Regions from separate parts of the Homo sapiens genome. Here regions 2, 3 and 4 are each linked to region 1. A link is an interaction called in ENCODE POLR2A ChIA-PET data of the cell type or tissue named here. Cell type or tissue: GM12878. All regions are shown on one strand. Each heading gives the region's core, and the rest is flanking DNA. Links, peaks and the distances in the headings are about the cores only. Region 1 overlaps PLXNC1 (plexin C1). Region 2 overlaps PLXNC1 (plexin C1). Region 3 overlaps PLXNC1 (plexin C1). Region 4 overlaps CEP83 (centrosomal protein 83).

Region 1 (4,634 bases), core at 129-4,128:
CCCACCCCCTTCTTTCTCTGCAAAGCACATCTTACCAAATATTAGCCCTATGAGCCAGGGAGAAAAAAACCAGGAGGTCTTTTGCAAGGCTTCTTAGAACGGTCACTTGCTGCTGCTTCTTTGCCTGTCAAGCTGTGTGCTGGGACACACACATTAAGGCCTTCATTTTGTTACTGGTATAATTTTTAAAAATATGTAAAAACACATATTTGCCTCCTAAATGACTTGCTGTTGCCGTACACATATAATGTAATATTTGATTCCTGTCTTTATTAGATCTTTATAATCTAACGGTTTAAGTTTGGTAAAATTATCGTTTCCTACTTCTCTGTTGAAAGACTTGAAAGTACCCCCGAAATATTACTTTGTGTCAAGCTTTAGACACACTTAGTCTCTGGGGTTAATGACAAGCCAGCTCAGAGGCCCACAGCAGGTAATGAGGGTGAAAGTCCAAGCTTTGCCATCTGACAGCTGTGTCGATGTGTGGAGCCAAAACATTTCTCTTGACTGCGTCTCTCTACCTATTGGGTCCTGGAAGACTCAGTTCCCTTCCAAACCCAGCCAGCATCTTGAATGCACTCAAAATCCACGTTTTGGCTCAATCAGGTGTTCCTGCTTGTGCCGGGATGGGGAGGGGCAGTGGCAGAGGAAGTCGCGGAGCTTCTGCGAGAGAGCTGCCCCTTGGAAATCAAGCAAAGGATAAACACATGCTGCCAAAAATCTGGAACTGGAAAAATAAATAATTAAAATGGGTCCCTCCACAGCATTTCTTGCTGCTATTTATCAAGAACTCCCAGTGTGCTCAGAGCTGTGTGTTCTGAAAGACAGGGTCTGTACCCCCTGAGCTTGTCAGCCAAGTTAAATAATATACTCTGGTTCAAACAATAGCATGTCATGGCTGCACAGGTGGGAGCTTGGAGCTTTGCATTTTTTTTTCATTTAAGTAAATTCCTTGCTGCTAGTATGCATTGAAAAGCCTTAATGGAATTGAATTTCAAGAGGAGTTTGAATGAAAAAGGGTGGTAGTTTTGATGAAAAAGCTGACAATTTTCTAACCTATTAAATAGGTAGAGAAGATACTCAATTCAACAAATATTTGTTTGATGCCTGCTAGTGTAAGCAATGCTCTGTGCTGGGTGCCACTGATTTTGCCACTGAAAGGACGATAGCAGATTGCAACCTTGTGTAATGGGGTCATGGGATCAGTGTGCCCCTGGCTGTCACTCAGAAGAATGATGTCATTTGATTGCATTTGTTCTGCATTTTATTTTCAGGTCTTGAATGTGTTTTTGAAAAGGCATGCTGAATTATAGGTGCCTAAAACAGGAGCAGGACTTGAAACACTCTAGAGGGAACCTCAATAGATTCCAACAGCAATTCCTTTAGAGCAGACACAGTAATTTTAACAGTAATCCACAGGCTGCAAGGCACAAGCGGCTGGATTTGCTTGCCTTCTTTCTCCCTCTCCTCCTAGCTGGCTCTTATTTTCCGTCTTCAATCAGCCATAGGTAGAAAAGTGACAGGACTGACTGGGTTGTATTTTCCCACTTTCTGGTTCTCTTATCTCTTGTCACTGATCCTCCTCTCCTTCAGCTTCTGCTAAGCAGTGATTTACGAGATGCTTGTGTAATGAGTGTGTACTCAGCTGTTTACACACTGGACCATTACTTTTTCTGCCTTGCCACCAACTTTGAATCCACTTTCATAACTGTAGCAGGTTAACTGCAGCTCTCAAATGTGCTAAGGCAACCGATTTCTGTAGACCCTCTCTCTAATAATCTTCTGTGATATTTGTACAGCACTTCCACATGTATTATTTCTTTTGAGCCCCGCATCAAGTCTGAGGTTGATTCTATGGGGATGATTTCATTTTCCAGATGAGGAGGCTAAAGATCCGTTAAGCAGCTTGCTCAAGATAGTTAAGTGCCAAAGCCCTCCACCTTAAATCCAGGTCTTCCAATGTCTACATCTCTACTCTTCCCACCACCCCAGGGTTTCTCGAACTTTCCCTTGAAGGTCCCCTAATTAAATTGGCAGCAAACAACCTCCCCTAGGATGTGGGGTTGAGGCTAGAGGGTAACCTCAGAAGGCAGTACATGCCTCTAATCTTGGCTTGTGTTTTAGAACTTCATGTGGTCTCTTTCCTTTTTTTCATTCTTTTTTATAACACACCTGTGCTTGGATTAGTATAAAAATGAATGTTTTTAATTATGCACAAGTTAATCAATTTGACTTCCTACCTTTCTGAACTCTCACTACCCCTGGCACACCAACGTGATACACAGAAAGTGTTTGTGTTCGAGTTTGTGGAGTCTGATTGCTCCAGACTTGTTTGGCCACCATTGTTGGGTTCTGGGGTCACTCGTGGTTTAAACATGGCAGCCACCCCTCGGTAGACATTGAGGGTAGTACGTTTTCCTGCAGTATTGGTCCACAGGACTCTAGATCATTCTAGTTTGTTCTCTAGTTCATTCTACCCTTTGTAGGGGGACATACCGCCTTCTTCCACGCCTACATAATTCTAAAGCCTGACATAATTTAACTGTCATGCAGACAACCACAGAATGCTCACATGCTGCCCAACAGAGAGCAACCCAAGGAACATGTGTGGAGAAGTGACATCCCAGTTCCACTTGGCGATGCAGCCTATTGACCTCAAAATCCGCAGTCTTCTTGTGATGTTTATTTCTCTTCCAGCTTCTGTTATGATTTTGTCAAGCCATTTTGCAGTCTATAGACTAGATGGTGATTTTACCCTCATATACACATATTATATGCAAAAATGGATTCAAAAAGGACAATTGCCATGACAGCACCCACTTAGAAAGAGGGGAAAGCAATCATAGCTACTATCTACTGAATAGTTATTATGGCCAGGTTTTGTGTGAAGCAATTTACATGCCTTATTTTCTGTTGATTCTCATTCACCATATGGGGCAAGGACTGTAGTTATCATGATGATTAGAGATGAGAAAATTAAGGCCCAGAGAGCTTCTGTTAGGTTCCATAGCTGGAAAATAGCAGAGGATTTAGAACCTGGGTGGTCCAGCTCTACGACCTGAGCTTTTAGCCACCTTACAAGTCTATATTAAGGAGCCCTACCCTATTACTATTAATAATCATGATGGTGATGATAGTAAAGACATCCAAAGCACACGGCATTTTCTATGGGTCAAGTAGTGCTTATTCTATACACATTAACTCATGAATCCAGAGAATATTGCTGTCAAGGAAATGGGATTCCCCACTTATAAATAAAGAAACCAAAGCACGAAGGGTTAAATAATTACTACATGCAATAATGTGTACATGTCCACTGCCATGGACAGTCTGTCAGCATGGACATTAGGTCCTGATGTCAACCCTAACCTGTATGGAGCAAGCTAAGCCCTTGCAACTGCTATGCTAAGACCAGCTTTTTGTGGACACAGGCATAGGATAGCAGAGAATCCTTAGTTATGAGCTGAGTTTCTAGGTTTGCATTGGTGACCACCTGAAGTTCTGACTCTGGCAGGATTGTAGTTTCTTAACTGTGAACTTCTAGACAGTGTTGGTGTTCTGATCTATACATCATCTCAAAGGGTGTTCTCTGTTGAACCCCCCATACCTAGCATAGTACCCAGTATGTAGTTGGGACTTCAGAAATATTTGTTGAATGAATAAATGAAGGATCGTAGAGAATCATGTTGGAAATGTTTTCTCTACTCAGCAGCAACACTTTCTGGGAGTCTGGTCACCTCATACTCCCTTAATCATTGTCTTTTTCTTAATGCCTGATGTGTCAGGGCCCCTTCCTTCCTTAGTTTTAGGTTACATGGTGTCCTTTACTCCTTCACCTCTTCCCAGGTACTTCCATTCATTGGAATACCAGGCTTCTGGTGTTGCCAATCTGAGAGTTACTTTTGACCATGGAAACCTAGCATGGTTGGAACTTCTATGGTGTAATTTTTGATTGCCTTTCAACTATGAGAGGAAAGGGCTTTATGCTGTAGGCAGTGGTCCTTAAAGTGTGGACTGTGGCCCAGCAGCATGAATATCACCTGGGAACTTGCTAGAAATGCACATTCTTGGACCCTACACCAGACTTACTAAATCAGAAGCTCTGGAGGTTGGGGTGGGACTGGCAATCTGTATTTTAGCAAGCTCTCAACGTGATTTGAAGTCATGCTTAGGTTTAAGAACCACTATTGTAAGATAAAACAATTTTCCTTGTGTTCCAACTGAGGCACCTAGGATAGGAACTTGTCGCATTTTTTTTCCCCTTGCATTTTACTTAGGGCCATAAAAAGTAACCAACACATTTTACCACCTGATATTCCTTATTCCCTCCTCACTGATCAAAGGCAGTACCTAGAAAGCCCTTTAAAGACTTGCCATTTTTGGGCTTAGAGTCTGAGTCTCAAAAACCTGTAAGCCATAGTTTAATTAGCTCCTTCACTCTTGCATATAACAGTTTATTTGTATTTCACTCCCAGATGTGGGGGGATGTCTAGAGTCGTCTATTGTGCTGTACGCCAGAACCAATTCCGCACACCAGACATTCTCTCCAAGGGTCCATTCTTTACAACATCAGTCCTGTTACCAATTTCTATCCTAGTCATGTACAGTTGGTTGCATGGAATAAAGATCTACTT
Region 2 (4,968 bases), core at 533-4,532, 110 kb after region 1:
GAACTGATTAATTCATTTGTTCTAGGGCTCTGAGGAGTCGTCTACTTAACCTTTTGGGTTGCTGGTCTTACCTATGTTCTCACGCCTCCATTTTCTCACCCACTCACTCAGCCTTCTCCATTTACCCTCCCAAGTCTTTGGCGAGGTACACTCATCCTGCGTATCATCACTGCCATGTCCTGATACCCCAGCTCTGCCATATTGCCCTTCTTTTTTGCGGTATGATGACCACATAGAGGCCCAACCTCTTAAACACATCAATACCAATGATCACATTTCAATCTAGACTTCTAAGCAACGGCTGAAATCTCTCCAGGCCAAAGGAGAGTTTGTATCACCTTACCAGAAGCTTCTCCGGAACAATTGGCCAGAAGCCTAGAGTTCAGAAACCCAGACACATGCAGTAAGCAATTTCCAGTTTCTCTATAATTTAGAAGAGGACACCATGATATGTAATGCGGGGTCTGGAGGTTGGAATGCCTCCATAAAACACCTGCCATATTTTTTGGTCCAAGCCTTAGTGTTATAAATCAAGAAGGCTGTAAATAAGACTTCAGCTTTTTGTGCTGGTGAAGTTTGTTTCCTTTAACTTATCCTCCAAGAGTACCGAGGCACCGAGATCTACCATTTGCCACCTCATCCATTTCTATGGCAGAACACCGCCTGGGGAAAGGAATTCGATTCCCCGAATCAGGATGACTGTGTGGGGCTTCTGCAAAGGTTGCATCACGAGTCCTATTTCTGAGCTATCTGAGATCCCCATTAAGAATTTAAAAGCAATAAAATAACGGAGATTTTTGACTATCAACATGAATGCTGTGTGGGCTTTTACAGTTAATGATTGCCCTTGAGTGCTGAATAATCTGTGGCCTGAAAAAAGAAATGTTCTTATCTTCTAAATTTGGTAATCAAGAACAAGATAGAGTAATGAATGTAAAGGAACACTGTTGCAAGTTGAGTGTTTCCAAAAAAAAAAAAAAAAAAAAGATCCCAGGAACAATGCTACCTTATTTTAGGAGAAGAGAGATAGTTGCAAAGGAGGCAAACTGATTTAACTCAGTGTTGTGTATAATCTTGAAAAACAACTGGGAAAGTCATAAAAATTGAAGTCAGAAGTTGTTTAAAGGAGAGAACCCAGGAAAAAACATGCATAAATTTGTCAGAACCCTTTCAAGAAGACCTAAGTCAAAACTGATTTTATAATAATTAAGAAAAGATAGAACAGGGAAACAGATCGTAAGAAGACAATGCCACTTAAATGCATTCCAGGCTGCAGATAAGTCCTGGTATTAATTAGGCTCTTTATGGATTGATCAGAAGCCGAATCCTCTAGGCCTGGAGGTTGGGGGCTGTGGGGGTAGGATTTGGGTGTTCAGCACCTACAAAAAAGCAACAGGCAAAATCCAGAGGAGATTGTAGGTTCTCAAAGGAGGCCAGGGTTCTTTGCTCTGCCTGTCGGTTTTGGCTTTTAAAGCCTTGCTTTTTATTTTATTGACTCTTCTTTGCTTTGCATAAAGTAGGAGAAGAAATAAGGGTAGGCAGAGGATCTAAGCTGAAGAAAAGGGAAATTTGAATGAAAGGAGGAAGCAGCCTTAAAACTCAGAGAGCCACGGGTCCAGGCGCGGTGGCTCAAGCCTGTAATCCCAGCACTTTGGGAGGCCGAGGCGGGTGGATCACTTGAGGTCAGGAGTTAGGGACCAGCCTGGCCAACATGGTGAAACCCCGTCTGTACTAAAAATACACAATTAGCCAGGCATGGTGGCGTGCACCTGTAATCCCAGCTACTCGGGAGGCTGAGGCAGAGAATTGCTTGAACCCGAGATCAAGACCATCCTGGCTAACACAGTGAAACCCCGTCTCTACTAAAAATACAAAAAAATTAGCCAGGCATGGTGGCGGGCGCCTGTAGTCCCAGCTACTCGGGAGGCTGAGGCAGGAGAATGGTGTGAACCTGGGAGGCGGAGCTTGCAGTGAGCCGAGATAGCGCCACACTGCACTCCAGCCTGGGCGACAGAGCGAGACTCTGTCTCAAAAAAAATAATAAATAAATAAAAAGAATTGCTTGAACCTGGGAGGCGGAGGTTGCAGTGAGCCGAGATCACGCCACTGCACTCCAGCCTGGGCGACAGAGGGAGATTCCGTCTCAAAAAAAAATAAAGAATTGCTTGAACCCGGGAGGCAGAGGTTGCCGTGAGCCGAGATCGCGCCACTGCACTCCTGCCCGGGCGACAGAGCAAGACTCCGTCTCAAAAAAACAAAACAAACAAAAAAACACACAGAGAGAACCAGGGCGGCACTTCCGTATTTACGATTAAGAATCAACCTGTTTCTCCTGTCTATTTACATGAAGTTGGTTCAGCAGAAAAATATTAAGAACCAGAAAATGCAAACCTAGGGTCTGGGGGTTTTTTTGGTTTGTTTTTTTGGGGCTTTTTTGCTTTTTACTAGGGGAGGATATGGCCAAAATAGTTTCAGGTCTTTTGCTTGGGCTTGCAGATTTGAAACTATGAAGCAAAATTCTCTACAGAAGAAATTTACTTCACAAGATATAAAATTAGCTCAAAGTTTCTATTATTATCAAAAAAGAAGAAAAACTTGAATGTTTTGAGTTTAGAGTCTCATTCTGTGGACTTAAAGTATTGCTTAACATACTTTTAAAGTTTAACCATTGATTTTTAATAAGATTGATGATACACTATAAACCCTTTTTATATTCCAGAGCTACCTAGCATTTAGAAACCAGTGGGGTGATAGCATTGTGGTCTAGTTTGCTATAAATTAGGAATAAAACCAGTAATGATAACTGACACAGGGCACTTACTCTGCACCCATTTTATTTTCACACTAAACCTCTGAGGTGGGAACCATTACTGTCCCCATTTCAGAGATGAGGCAAGTCAGACACAGAGAGGTTAGGTAACACATCCCACGTCATGTGACCAGTATGTGATTAAAACCAGGACTGGAACCCAAGTAGTTTGGTCCAGATTCTATGCTTTTAACTACCCCCTGTCTTTCAATATCATTGTGTATTGAAACAGTAGATGCTACTTAGGTAAGACTTGTAAAACTTAACAACGTAATTTAGTCTTTATCTTTAGAAGGTAAATTGCTTGAAGAGGGGTCTGATATTTGCATAATCTTCATCAATGACCCCTTCTTTAACTCTTAAATCACTTCTTCTAAAACGTGGGATGATACCTTCATCTACCAAACCTGGAACTAATGCCATGATAATTATTATTCTTAGAGGCTTTCGGAATTCAGTGGCGTTTCTTGAAAGCTGAATAATTATTTATTATGTATTAGAGAATACGCAGCCACCATAAACCCAGGGGCGCTTCAGATTAGCAAATAGTGTCTCTACTTTATTAAAACGGACTTGGGTATTATAACAAAAATACACTCTTCATTTCCTTTGGATGTTATGAATAATAAAAGTGTCTCCTTCCTCTCAGTCAGGTGGCTTCACCCACATCTTCACTGAAGATATGCATGTAAGTCTCTACGTTTTCATTTTTAGCCCAGTGACTGCCTGATGTTCATAGTGTTATCATCATCACTATCATCTCTATTATTATTACTTTGAATTTTTATTGTGGGTTTTTTTTGGATCATGAATTCAATATTGAATAATTCATTGTCTTGGAAAACCCATTGTGGGTCTACTTTCTAACTTTAAACTTATATATGATTTTGTATTATACTATATATTTTTTTCTTTTTATCAGAACAGAGACGCCAACGACAAGAATGAAAGTCTCACAGCTTTGGATGCCCTAATCTGTAATAAAAGCTTTCTTGTTACTGTCATCCACACCCTTGAAAAGCAGAAGAACTTTTCTGTGAAGGACAGGTATTAGTCCATTCTTTGATGTTTTAAAAGCCTTTAAGAAAAAATCAGGCCGGGCATGGTGGCTCATGGCTGTAATCCCAGCATTTTGGGAGGCCAAGGCAGGCAATCACTTGAGGCCAGGAGTTCAAGACCAGCCTGACCAACACAGCAAAACCTTGTCTCTACAAAAAAAAAAAAAAAGAGAGAGAAATCAAACCTGAGTCCCATATTTTATTTCCAAACCACTATCTGAACTTGGTATCTTGAGAACATGCACTTTTCCAAAGGCTATTTGATTGGGAGTTTATGCAGCCTTCTCTCCATTTTAGATCATACCACCCCAACACAATTTTTTTGTTGTTGTTGTTGGAGTCTCACTCTGTGGCCCAGGCTGAAGTGTGTGATCATAGGTCACTGCAGCCTCATCCTCCTGGGCTCAAGCTACCCTCCTGCCTCAGCCTCCCCAAGTAGCTGGAACTACAGGTGCATGCCACCACACCCAGCTAATGTTTTGTTGTTGTTGTAGTAGAGATGGGGTCTTGCTATATTGCCCAGGCTGGTCTCAAACTCCTGACCTCAGGTGATCTGCCTGCTTTAGACTCCTAAAGTGCTGGGATTATAGGCGTGAACCACCATGCCCGGCCCATAAATTCTTAATAAAAAAAGCAGAAGTGTTAATTTTTATTTTTAAAACATCCCGAAACTTTGGAAGACTCACATCTTGTTACCACTCTAGTTTAAATGCTGAAAACACAGAAAATGTTCTAGAGATAGAAGTGGTTAGAATCTAAACATTAAAAAAAAAAAAAAAAAAGCTCCCAACCCAACAGGCCAGCTCCCTGCCCTGCCAGTGAGCTTCCATGGAAACTCCCATGGGTGTCCAGCTAGGCCTGCAGCCAATGGTTCACCCAGCTCTCTTTTTCAACAGGTGTCTGTTTGCCTCCTTCCTAACCATTGCACTGCAAACCAAGCTGGTCTACCTGACCAGCATCCTAGAGGTGCTGACCAGGGACTTGATGGAACAGTGTAGTAACATGCAGCCGAAACTCATGCTGAGACGCACGGAGTCCGTCGTCGAAAAACTCCTCACAAACTGGATGTCCGTCTGCCTTTCTGGATTTCTCCGGGTAAGT
Region 3 (4,968 bases), core at 648-4,647, 52 kb after region 1:
CATGTAGACAGGAGAGTCTGGTATGGGAGAAAGGGTGTCATGAGAGATTTTTAAGCAGGGAGTAACATCATCAGCTCTGTGCGTAAGAGTAACCCAGATGTTGATGTGGAGGTTGATGAGAGGAACAGGAAGTGGGAAGCGGGAGACCTCATTTGGCTGCTGCAGGAACCCAGGTGAGAGGTGGGGGGTAAGCATGGGTTGTAGAGGATGCTTAGAATTCGTTTGGGTACAAGAGTTACCCAAACTAGCCAAAGTAGGCACAAAGTTTTGTAATTTGATCCGCCGTGAGGATTATTGCTCATTAAACCAGACCAGGTAGTGGTTCCCAACATGTGTGACTAGAATTTCTCATCCCTCAGAACATCCTTCAACAAAAAAGCTGGAAGATGGTACATCATTCATTCTTGTCTCAGAAAGTTACAAAGCACAGTGGCATCTACAAGGCTCTGAGAAGTCCTGCAGCAGAGAGACTTGTTTAATTTTATTTAACTAGTGTTTCCCAAGCTTCTTGGCAATAGAACCCTACTTTAATATTAACACCAAAACAAATCCAGGAACACAGTTTGAAAAATGCTGAGAAATTGAGTAAAACTTGTATTTTCCTATATGTTCATGTCTTGGAAGAATCTACTTGCTATTATGCTGGCATTTGTGATGTCGCTGCCCTGGAAGCCTTCAAAATTTTTGAGCAATTAGGTGTAGTAGTAAGAGATAGATGCCAGTGCCAGACACCATGCTAACTAACCTCTCTGCACCTCCGTTTCTCAACCTCTGACATGGAGGTGGTAACAATAACACCTACTTCATGGGCTGGTTGTGAGGATTACTGTGTTAATTCCCAGAAGTCCCCAGAAACAGTGCCTGGCCTATGGGCACTAGGAAGGTGCGATGGTTTGAAAATGTCACCTAAAAAGCGTGTGTTGGGAATTTAATCCCCAATGCAACTCTGTTGAAAGGTGGGACCTAGTGAGAGGTGTTTAGGTCATGAGGGCTCTGCCTTTGTGAATGGATTAATGCCAATCATAGAAGGGCTTCAGGCTGCAAATTCAGTCTCTTTCTCTTGTTCACATGCGCATGCCCTCGCTCTCTCTTGCTCTTCCACCTCCTGCCATGGGATGATTCAGCAATAAGGCCCTCGCCAGATGCAGGCCCCTCGACCTTGGACTCTCCAGCCTCCAGAACTGTAAAAAATAAATTTCTTGTCTTTATAAATTACCCAGTCTGTGGTATTCTATTATAGCAACACAAAACAGACTAAGACAGATGGGCTCAGTCACTATTAGCTATTCTGAGAGGCAATATAGGTAGCTGATGAGACCACAGGCTTTGAGGCTACACTGCCTGACTTAGTAGGTCAGCTCCTCTGCTTACTATCCCTGTGACCTTAGGAAAGCAATATGGAACCAGCTATGCCTCAGTTTCCCACATCTGTGAAGCAGGGACAATTATTGCAGCTACTTAGAGGTTTGTTGTGAATAATAAATGAATCAAATCATGTGAAAAGACATCGCCTGGCATGTTAGATGTTTTTGCTTAAAAAAAATCTTTTAATTGTCTCTGTTATTAGCATAATTTTATCATGTAGACTGACTTTCAGCTTCAGTGATGAAGATCCAATTTTTGAGCTTTCCCAGCAAGTTATTTTGGTCTTATGTTTTGGCATTCCCCTCTTAAAGAGTCTGGAGGCCTTTCATTTGAAGTTTAGTTTGTCACAGACTTCCTATTCTCGTCCATTCAGTAGACTTTGGTTTCCTCATCTCATGGACTGGCAATTGTAAAGAAAGTCCCCCGATTCTGGAGACCACCTCGCCCCTCCACTGGGCTCTGTGCCTTCCCTAAAAATGCAGACATCTGTTTCAAATCACTTAGCAAAAGACCTTGGGTTGCTCTTATAGCAAAGCCCTCCCCCAGCATGGATGCAGTCTCTTGTTTCCTGGGAGAGAGAGAAGCTGGATTGTTTCCTTGTTAAAAGTTTTCTGATATTATATCAGTGTAGAATCTTTGGAACAGTTCACACTAACCCCCACATTCAAGCCACTTACCTGATATGTAGTTATCAGATTCCTTCAGGGACTGTCTGCTCTTGGTGAACAATTAGATTAGAGGATGCTGATGAAATTTGAGTGGCAGGAAGTAGAAGTTACATTTCTGAGTTCAGAGTTTCTATTTCAAGGTTGAGTAAGTGGTAAATTTTTACTGCAAGATTCTAGCCTAACAGAGTTGGCTTCTCAAGGTCCCCCAGCCCGGCCCATGGGTATTTCACCTGCTTGGAAACTTCAGCTCCTTTTCAGAGGTGGGCCTCCCTGTTCTTTATGTTGGCATGAAAACAATTAATAATTTAAGCCATGCCCATTAAAAAAATAGAAATGCTGTATAAATACAATACTGTAATAATAAATTTAAAAGTCGATCCAGCTGGGCGCTGTTCCCACACTACCAGCTGAGCAGAAACACAAATAAGTAAAGAAGAAAACTGCTATATAATGCAAATGGCTGCAATCTCATTGTTTTCTGCTATTGTTTATTGCAAATATATAGTAGTAAAGTTACATTATGGATAAGTAGGTTTTGTGGGCTAACCTGGAAACCTAATCACTGTTTATAACATTATTTCTATGGGGGAAAAATGCATTTTATATTAGAAACAGATGGTTTGCAAGAAAACCTTTTTGGGAGTAGAATGGATTTCTAAGTCCAGGGCCGCCTGAAATTTTAACCTCTTGCTAGTTGTGTGGTTGTGTTGTATTCACAGCTAGTGATAGAGGAAAATTAGAGGCCTCTCAGAATGCCCACTTCTGTGTTCTCCCCCAAATCCTTGCTAACCGCTTCATCCTACAGTCTCTGCCTTACCTTCTGTCTTCTCTGTTTCTGGGGTCCCCATCCCTGTGTCCTCATCCTGGCCCAGCTCCACCCTGCAACCACTGGTTGAGGTCCCAGGAAGCCAGGAGGAACTATGAATGTCCTCTATTAAGTGGTGGTTAGGATCTATAGGAAGGCATGAAGCCAGGGGGCCAAGTTTGTGGGCTCTGAAATCAGACTTCTGCCACTTGGCAGCTATGTGGCCTTGATATGTTACTGTACTTCTCTGAGCTTCTGTTTCATCCGTAAAGAGTGAGGTTGTTGTGAGAACTAACTGCAAACACTCCCATCAGTGCCTGGCACACAGTAATGTTTCCTCCATGCCAGTCTGTGGTGGGGTAATTATTCAGGGATATTATGGGTTACACATATTTCTATGAACCCAGGAAGCAAACCCACTGTATATAAAGACTTTCTAAGTTTTCAAACAGTGAACTTAGAAACAAGTGTCTGGGACCTTCCTGTTTATGACTTGGGGCCGGAGTAGGTTTGGAACTTTTTTTTTTTTTAAATCTGTTGGGGGTGAGGGAGGGGGCGGTTACATACTTATATAGTTGAATGCCAATATCAAACTCTAGTATTATCTCGAATACATTAAGCTCTACAGCAGATTTTATAGCAAACTAACAAGAACAGCTTTCTTAAATAGTTTCATTGACTGAATTGTTTCTACATACAGTGTTTTTCACATAAGGGAAGTCTTTTTAAATTAACTTTTTGGTTTGGGGGATTTTTTTTTTTTTCCTTCAGGCAATCTTTTCTTTGCATTTGGGCAGGTTCTGTATTCTAATTTGCAAATAGGCTTGTGTCTGCCTGCAGGCTTTATCATGAAAGTATTAGCTCTAAGTGGAAATAAGGACTAGAAAAATAAAATACTGACTGGGAGTCTGAGGACTTTGGGATAGATCCTCAGTAGAGGATGGAGCAAAAGTAATAGTAAGTCAAGAAAGCAAATATATCTCTACCAGTTTCCCTAGAATATGTCCATTCTTATCCAAATCCAATTTTCCTCCTATTCTTGGCCTGAAGAAATTGAAATGAAGCCATTAAGATATCAGCCTATCTGAGAGTGCATCACTGAAGAATCAGCCTCACTAAGAGTCCTGTGTGACAATGAGATTTTAATTTAATTAGGGCAGTGGCTCAAGTGTTTATGCACTTGACCGTTGCTCTTGTTGATACGCAGGAATTAGAGTGATAGCTTTCAAAAGGAATTATTTCAGAGTAACTAGCTTTGTTTACTAAAATATGGGAGCTATAAGATCTGCTCTGTAAGAAATGTAAATGTATGAGTAATATGCTGTCATGAAGATTTTATAATCTGCAGTATTTGAGAAGTAATAAGATACTGTTGTTGGCTGGCCATCTGGTTATACATACTTGGTGTCATGGTTTGCTTTTTATTTTTTCATTTTTTATTTGTACTGGTGAGAGGCAAAGAATAGGAGTTCAGAGGTGGTGGGTTGTTTTTTTATATATATATAAAAACAAGGAATTTATGTTTAGTTGCTTAACATGGTTAGATTTTGTTTTTGCCTTATGCAGAATAAAAAATGAAAGGTTCATTTTATACTTTCTTTTCCCTTTTTTTTTCAAAAAGTAAAATGGAAACCTCACCCCCAATTTGTCCCCAGATTTAAACTTTTTGCTTGTTTTAAAAATAGTCTCTTTGGCATGAGGAGGAGTCAGACATGAATTAAAACTCTAGAAAGAAAAATCAGCAACAGAAAAGACCTATAGAGATTTCATATTTCATCCTTTCATTCAAAAATATTTATTGAAACCCTAGTATTTGCATATCATGCTGCCAGACACTGAGGGATTTGCTAAAGAAATATTAAAGACCTTCTCCCTTCTTTGAGGAGCTTAGAGCTTACTTGGGGAGAACTGAGATAGACTTATGAAATAGTTAAGTTGTAATTCGAGGCAGCATATGATTAAATACCGAAATATGTACTTCTGACAAGAAATGCTATAGGAGTTCAGAAAAGGGAGTGATAACTCAGTGGCACTACTGTTTTCTGCCTACAAATTGGCAAATTGTAGCACTATTTGTATGAAATATTTTACACTTGTTTTTTTGGCAGCCTTAGGCTTTGACTCCCAGGC
Region 4 (4,968 bases), core at 357-4,356, 250 kb after region 1:
TTCATCTAGATTCCTAAAACGTTCTCTCATTGGAGTTTCTAATTCTTGTTGTATTTGGGCTCTTAGCAATTCCAATTTTTGTGGAGTTAATATCTAATATGTAGAGAAATGCAAACAATATAAAATCACATTAAAATCAAGAATTCTCCATATTTCAAAGCCTCTCTCCTAATTATGACAATGGAATTCATGAAAGTTTTTGCAATATAGTTTTTTTACAGTGATCACTATACAAATAGAATCATCATTTGAAATAATACTTTAAGAATCTCAATTTCAGGCTCTTGGAGATGTCAAAAATTCCATTAACATGAAGTAAAGACAATTACTGATTATTATTGCTATTGTTAGGAATAACTATGTTGGCAGCTAAGACTATCATGTTGTATACAATGGCTAATAGTCTAGTTATTTTCCAAAGCAGGCAAAATAAAGGTGTAACAATTTGTTATACCAAAGAGAACCTTTCAGACTTATTTTCAATTAGAAAAGGCTCATTTTTACTCTCACACTGTACCTAATTTAGGCTTCTCCTTGTCACACTCTTTTATAGAACTCGTATTTTAATAAGTAATTAAATATTTATGTAAGTCCCATGTGGGAAAACACAGTCTTTATTCACCGTTGTATTCCCAATACCTCCCACCAATGTCTGGCACATAGGAACCACTCAACTATTTCATGAATGAAGGAGGAACAAATACTAGTTGTAAAAAAAAAAAAAAAAAATCTAAAGTTTGCATGTATATTAATTTCTATAAAAATGATAATGTTCAGTTTCCTTTTTTATGAAGAGTCCAAATATTGTATTCAAAATATTACATTTTACTGAATGGAGAGCTTACTATATATAAAGCATTGTACAATGCACTGTAACCTACATACCATCCTGTTCTAAGCACATTATATGCATTACTTTATTTAATTCCTACAACAATGCCACAGTATAGCTATGCTGAGGCACACAAGGTATCTAAATAACTTTATAAAGATCACAAAAACTCACATGAAGCACATATCTCCCCATAAAAACTTCAAACTCTGGTGTTAAAAATAACTCATACACACAAATAACTATAAAAGTAGGCAATACAGGCTTACCAGACAGGTAAAAAAGAGAAAACACATTTAGGATAGAAGGCATGACACGTCAAAGGAATGGGAAAACTAAAGCTTATATAGAACCCTTATATAGAAAGCTTATAGAACCCAAACTCAAGCCAGGTAACATTTTAATTTGCCTGGGTGTCAGAGACTGTATGGGAGAAAAGTGATTCTCAAAGGTGAGTTAAAGCCATTTTGAATGGGACCACATTAAGTACTACAGAAAATTTAAAATTGTGGGACCCTATATGCACACTGGTAGAAATATCTAAACACTGTAACATTTCCAAATGCCACCTTGGAGGGCTGCACTCTGGCTGGAAACAAAAGGAAAATTAGGTTGCAGCCAAAGAGTGAAAGGTTCCTGAATACCAGGTTTAGACTCTTATTATTTATTCAGTATTCAATAGTATTTACTTTAAAAATTTATTTTATTTAAAATGAATATATACAATTACATAAATAAAATAATTCAAACAAAAGACTAAAAAGTCTTCTCACTTCAGTAATCCAATTTCCTTTTATTGAAGCAATCATTGTCAATAACTTATGTACCCTTCCTAAAACAATCTACAGATACACAAGCATGTATATCACTTTTGATTTCTATACAAAAAGGATATTGTACATATATTTTTCTGTACCTTATTTATTGAAGGTTTTTAAGCTTAAGAGTGACACTACCATATCTATATTTTACGAAGAAGCAAGATGAATCAAAAGCTTTAGTGGGAGAGTAGCTGTAGCTGTGGGAAGAAGAGGCAGTAAATGGAGCCAAAGAAACCAGACAGAAAGCTCATGTCATAATCTGGTTTACGGTATCAAGTATCAAGTCTGGGTGACAACATCAAGAGTCCAAACTAAGATGAGGTAGCAATTAAAAGGAAGAGATTAATAGGTAAAGCTTACATGGCTCCTGTTTCAAATGATCTAACTTCAAAACTAGGCAAGCAAAACCATGGGAAAATTAAGAAAATCTGAACAAAGGTGGGATATTAAAAGGTATTAATGAATAAGTATTTTAAATATGGCAAAGGTATTGTGATTATGCTTTTAAGACAGACTGCACTGATTTGTTATAGAGATATATACTCAATTATTTGTTGAAAGAATATTATTTGATTCAAAATAATCCAGAAACATTGAGGAAAAAAGTGGAAGTGGGTGGGAGAAAGTAGTAGATAAAACAAGCCTGGCTCAGAATGAATAATTATTAATGCTGGATGATGGGTACATGGGAATGCATTACATGTTTGAGATTTCCAAAACCAAAAGTTAAACTGAAAGTAAAAAGCCTTCCACTTTCAGCCAAGATAGAATAAGAGCCCAGATTCGCTCTCTTGCCTGAAACAAACAAAAGAACAGACAAAAATTAAACAGTTTGCAAGACACTAGACATAAGAAAGCAAAAGGCAGATCCCTGAGAGACACAAAACATAGAAGATAAGCTTTGAGAGTTTTCAGGACCTGGCACCGGAAAGGATACCTATGCAGTCATGAGGGACTCCCTGAGTTGAGGAGATGAAACTGAGCATCCAAGGACAGTGGGGTGGTTAGAGTCCTAAGACAGGGTAGCAGAGAAAAGAGGGCACAGAAAGACAACTATGAAGACCTACAAAAAGTCTTGACTCATTCAGTAGAGTACTGATTAACACATGTGTGCAAGGAAACTACCTAAGGCTAGGCAAATACACACCTGAAAGGATTAGAAGGATGAATACGCAGAGCTCACAAAGACCTAAGAATAGTTTCTGTTCCCCAAAAACAGATTAAAATCCTTTGTTTCATAAAGAAATTGTTATACTACTCAGAAGAGTCTTGCCTCAGTGGTGGGAAATAATTAGCACTACACTAAATACTACTCTGCTCCCACTTAAATCTTAAAAGCAAGACCCAGAAAGATAAAACTGTTTCCAAATAATTTAACTGTGTCCCAAAATAAAGCTCAAGAACATGTATCAGAATATAAAAATATTGGGAGGTGGAGATTGCAGTGAGCTGAGATCACTCCATTGCACTCCAGCCTGTGCAACAAGAGTAAAACTCCGTCTCAAAAACAAAACAAAACAAAACAAAAACAACAACAACAACAACAACAACAAAAATCCAGCATTTTAAAAACAAAGTTCACAGTATCTAACATCCAATAAAAATTTACCAGGCATGCAGAGAAGCATGAGAGAGAGAGAGAGAGTGAGAGTGAGTGTGTGTGTGTGTGGTGGGGGCAGGGGGGATAAACTTAAAACAGGCCCAGAAATGACACAGATGTCATTAAAACTTTATTGTACAGTTATTGTAACTGAATTCCATATGTTCAAAGAACTAGAGAAAAGACTGAACATGTTGGATAGAGATAAAAAGACCAAGGCCGGGCAAGGTGGCTCACGCCTGTAATCCCAGCACTTTGGGAGGCCGAGGCAGGCAGATCACGAGCTCAGGAGATTGAGACCATCCTGGCTAACATGGTGAAACCCCATGTCTACTAACAATAAAAAATTTAAAAATTAACCAGGCGTGGTGGCGGGCACCTATAGTCCCAGCTACTCAGGAGGCTAAGGCAGTAGAATGGTATGAACACAGGAGGCGGAGCTTGCAGTGAGCCAAGATCGCGCCACTGCACTCCAGCCTGGGCGACACAGAGAGACTCTGTCTCAAAACAAAAAAAAAAAAACAAAATTGAGCTTCCAGAGACGAAAACTACAATTTCTGAGATGAAAATTACACTGCATGGAATTAATGGCAGGTTAGATACTGCAGAAGAAAAAATCAATCAATCTGAAAACATGGCAACAGAAACTAACCAAAATGAAGCACAGAGACAAAAAATACTAAAAATAAATTAATAAACAACATCAGCAAGCTATGGCAGAACTTTAAGTGGTCTAATATTAGAATGTAATTAAGAGTCTCCAAAGGAGGTGAAAGAGGAGAAAGAAAATATTTTTAGAAGTAATCTCCAAAAATTTTCAGTTTGATAAAAACTGTAAACCCATAGACCTATGGAACTCAATAAACCCCAAGCACTACAGATATAAAAAAAACTGCAAAGTATGTCAATCAAATTGCTTAAAACCAGCAATAAAGAGAACAGCAGCCAAAAAACCAGACAAAGTGCACTGCAAAGAACAAAGATAACCTGTGCTCACTACCCTGTAGAGTGATGTAGCTGCACAATATCCATGCAGCTTCTAGCATTATATGTTCAATTACATCACAGATGCCTCTTGGAAACAACAGTGCTTTAAATCCTGTAATGGTGTGCACCTCACCACTGGCCTGTGCAATCTAATAGCATACAACAGTTTAGGGGTCTTCTGATCTGAGGTCTCTGACAAAGCATCTCTAACTTTTTCTTACCTCCTAGGAATCTTATTAAAAACAAATACACACATAATAAATTCTCTCTTCCTCTGTCTCTCCCCATCTCTCCCTCTCCTATCCCCTATACCTCCAAAGCACACATAAACCAAGACACCGACTGAATTAGAGGATTTTTCCCATCCCATTTTAGGAAAAAATATTCTCTCTTAGGCTACTTTTTGTTTGTTTGTTTGTTTTGGAGAGAGAAAGAGTCTCGCTCTGTCGCCCAGGCTGGGGTGCAGTGGCACGATCTTGGCTCACTGCAACCTCCGCCTCCAGGTTCAAACAATTCTCATGCCTCACCCTCCTGAGCAGCTGGGAAGACAAGCATGTACCACTACACCCAGCTAATATTTGTATTTTCAATGGAGACAGGGTTTCACCATGTTGGCCAGGCTGGTCTCGAACTCCTGACCTCAGGTGATCCACACAACTCGGCCTCCCAAAGATCTGGGATTAGTCATGAGCCACTGCACCCAGCAGTGTCTTAGACTTCTAATGGAA

The links. Peaks named below come from ENCODE experiments on the same cell type or tissue, not always from the same donor. Only the 100,000 strongest peaks of a DNase experiment are listed, where the experiment ranks them.
Region 2: POLR2A ChIA-PET joins it to region 1 with 5 read pairs; 11 of 35 experiments call an interaction of 5 or more read pairs at or near these places.
Region 3: POLR2A ChIA-PET joins it to region 1 with 28 read pairs; 12 of 35 experiments call an interaction of 5 or more read pairs at or near these places.
Region 4: POLR2A ChIA-PET joins it to region 1 with 5 read pairs; 3 of 35 experiments call an interaction of 5 or more read pairs at or near these places.

What each region holds. Positions count from the first base shown.
Region 1 is chr12:94,151,262-94,155,895 of GRCh38, forward strand. All of the region lies in intron 1 of PLXNC1 (plexin C1), which reads left to right. Among named protein-coding and RNA genes, the nearest start is that of PLXNC1, 5.0 kb to the left of the region's middle. In GM12878, for the core only: a CTCF peak has its summit at 484; no DNase peak of the experiment used is centred there; H3K4me3 peaks cover 3,409 bases.
Region 2 is chr12:94,255,879-94,260,846 of GRCh38, forward strand. It overlaps PLXNC1 (plexin C1), which reads left to right. Exons shown (of 31, transcript NM_005761.3): 18 at 3,459-3,497; 19 at 3,732-3,856; 20 at 4,764-4,962. Among named protein-coding and RNA genes, the nearest start is that of PLXNC1-AS1, 82 kb to the left of the region's middle. In GM12878, for the core only: no CTCF peak of the experiment used is centred there; DNase peaks (open chromatin) are centred at 2,393 and 2,903; H3K27ac peaks cover 2,356 bases.
Region 3 is chr12:94,202,902-94,207,869 of GRCh38, forward strand. All of the region lies in intron 4 of PLXNC1 (plexin C1), which reads left to right. Among named protein-coding and RNA genes, the nearest start is that of PLXNC1-AS1, 29 kb to the left of the region's middle. RefSeq lists enhancers at 1,828-1,877, 4,828-4,897. In GM12878, for the core only: no CTCF peak of the experiment used is centred there; DNase peaks (open chromatin) are centred at 2,160 and 3,190; H3K4me3 peaks cover 2,796 bases; H3K27ac peaks cover 3,638 bases.
Region 4 is chr12:94,403,170-94,408,137 of GRCh38, forward strand. CEP83 (centrosomal protein 83) reads right to left here. Exons shown (of 17, transcript NM_016122.3): 5 at 1-93. Among named protein-coding and RNA genes, the nearest start is that of CEP83, 54 kb to the right of the region's middle. In GM12878, for the core only: no CTCF peak of the experiment used is centred there; a DNase peak (open chromatin) is centred at 2,642; H3K4me3 peaks cover 1,135 bases; H3K27ac peaks cover 1,844 bases.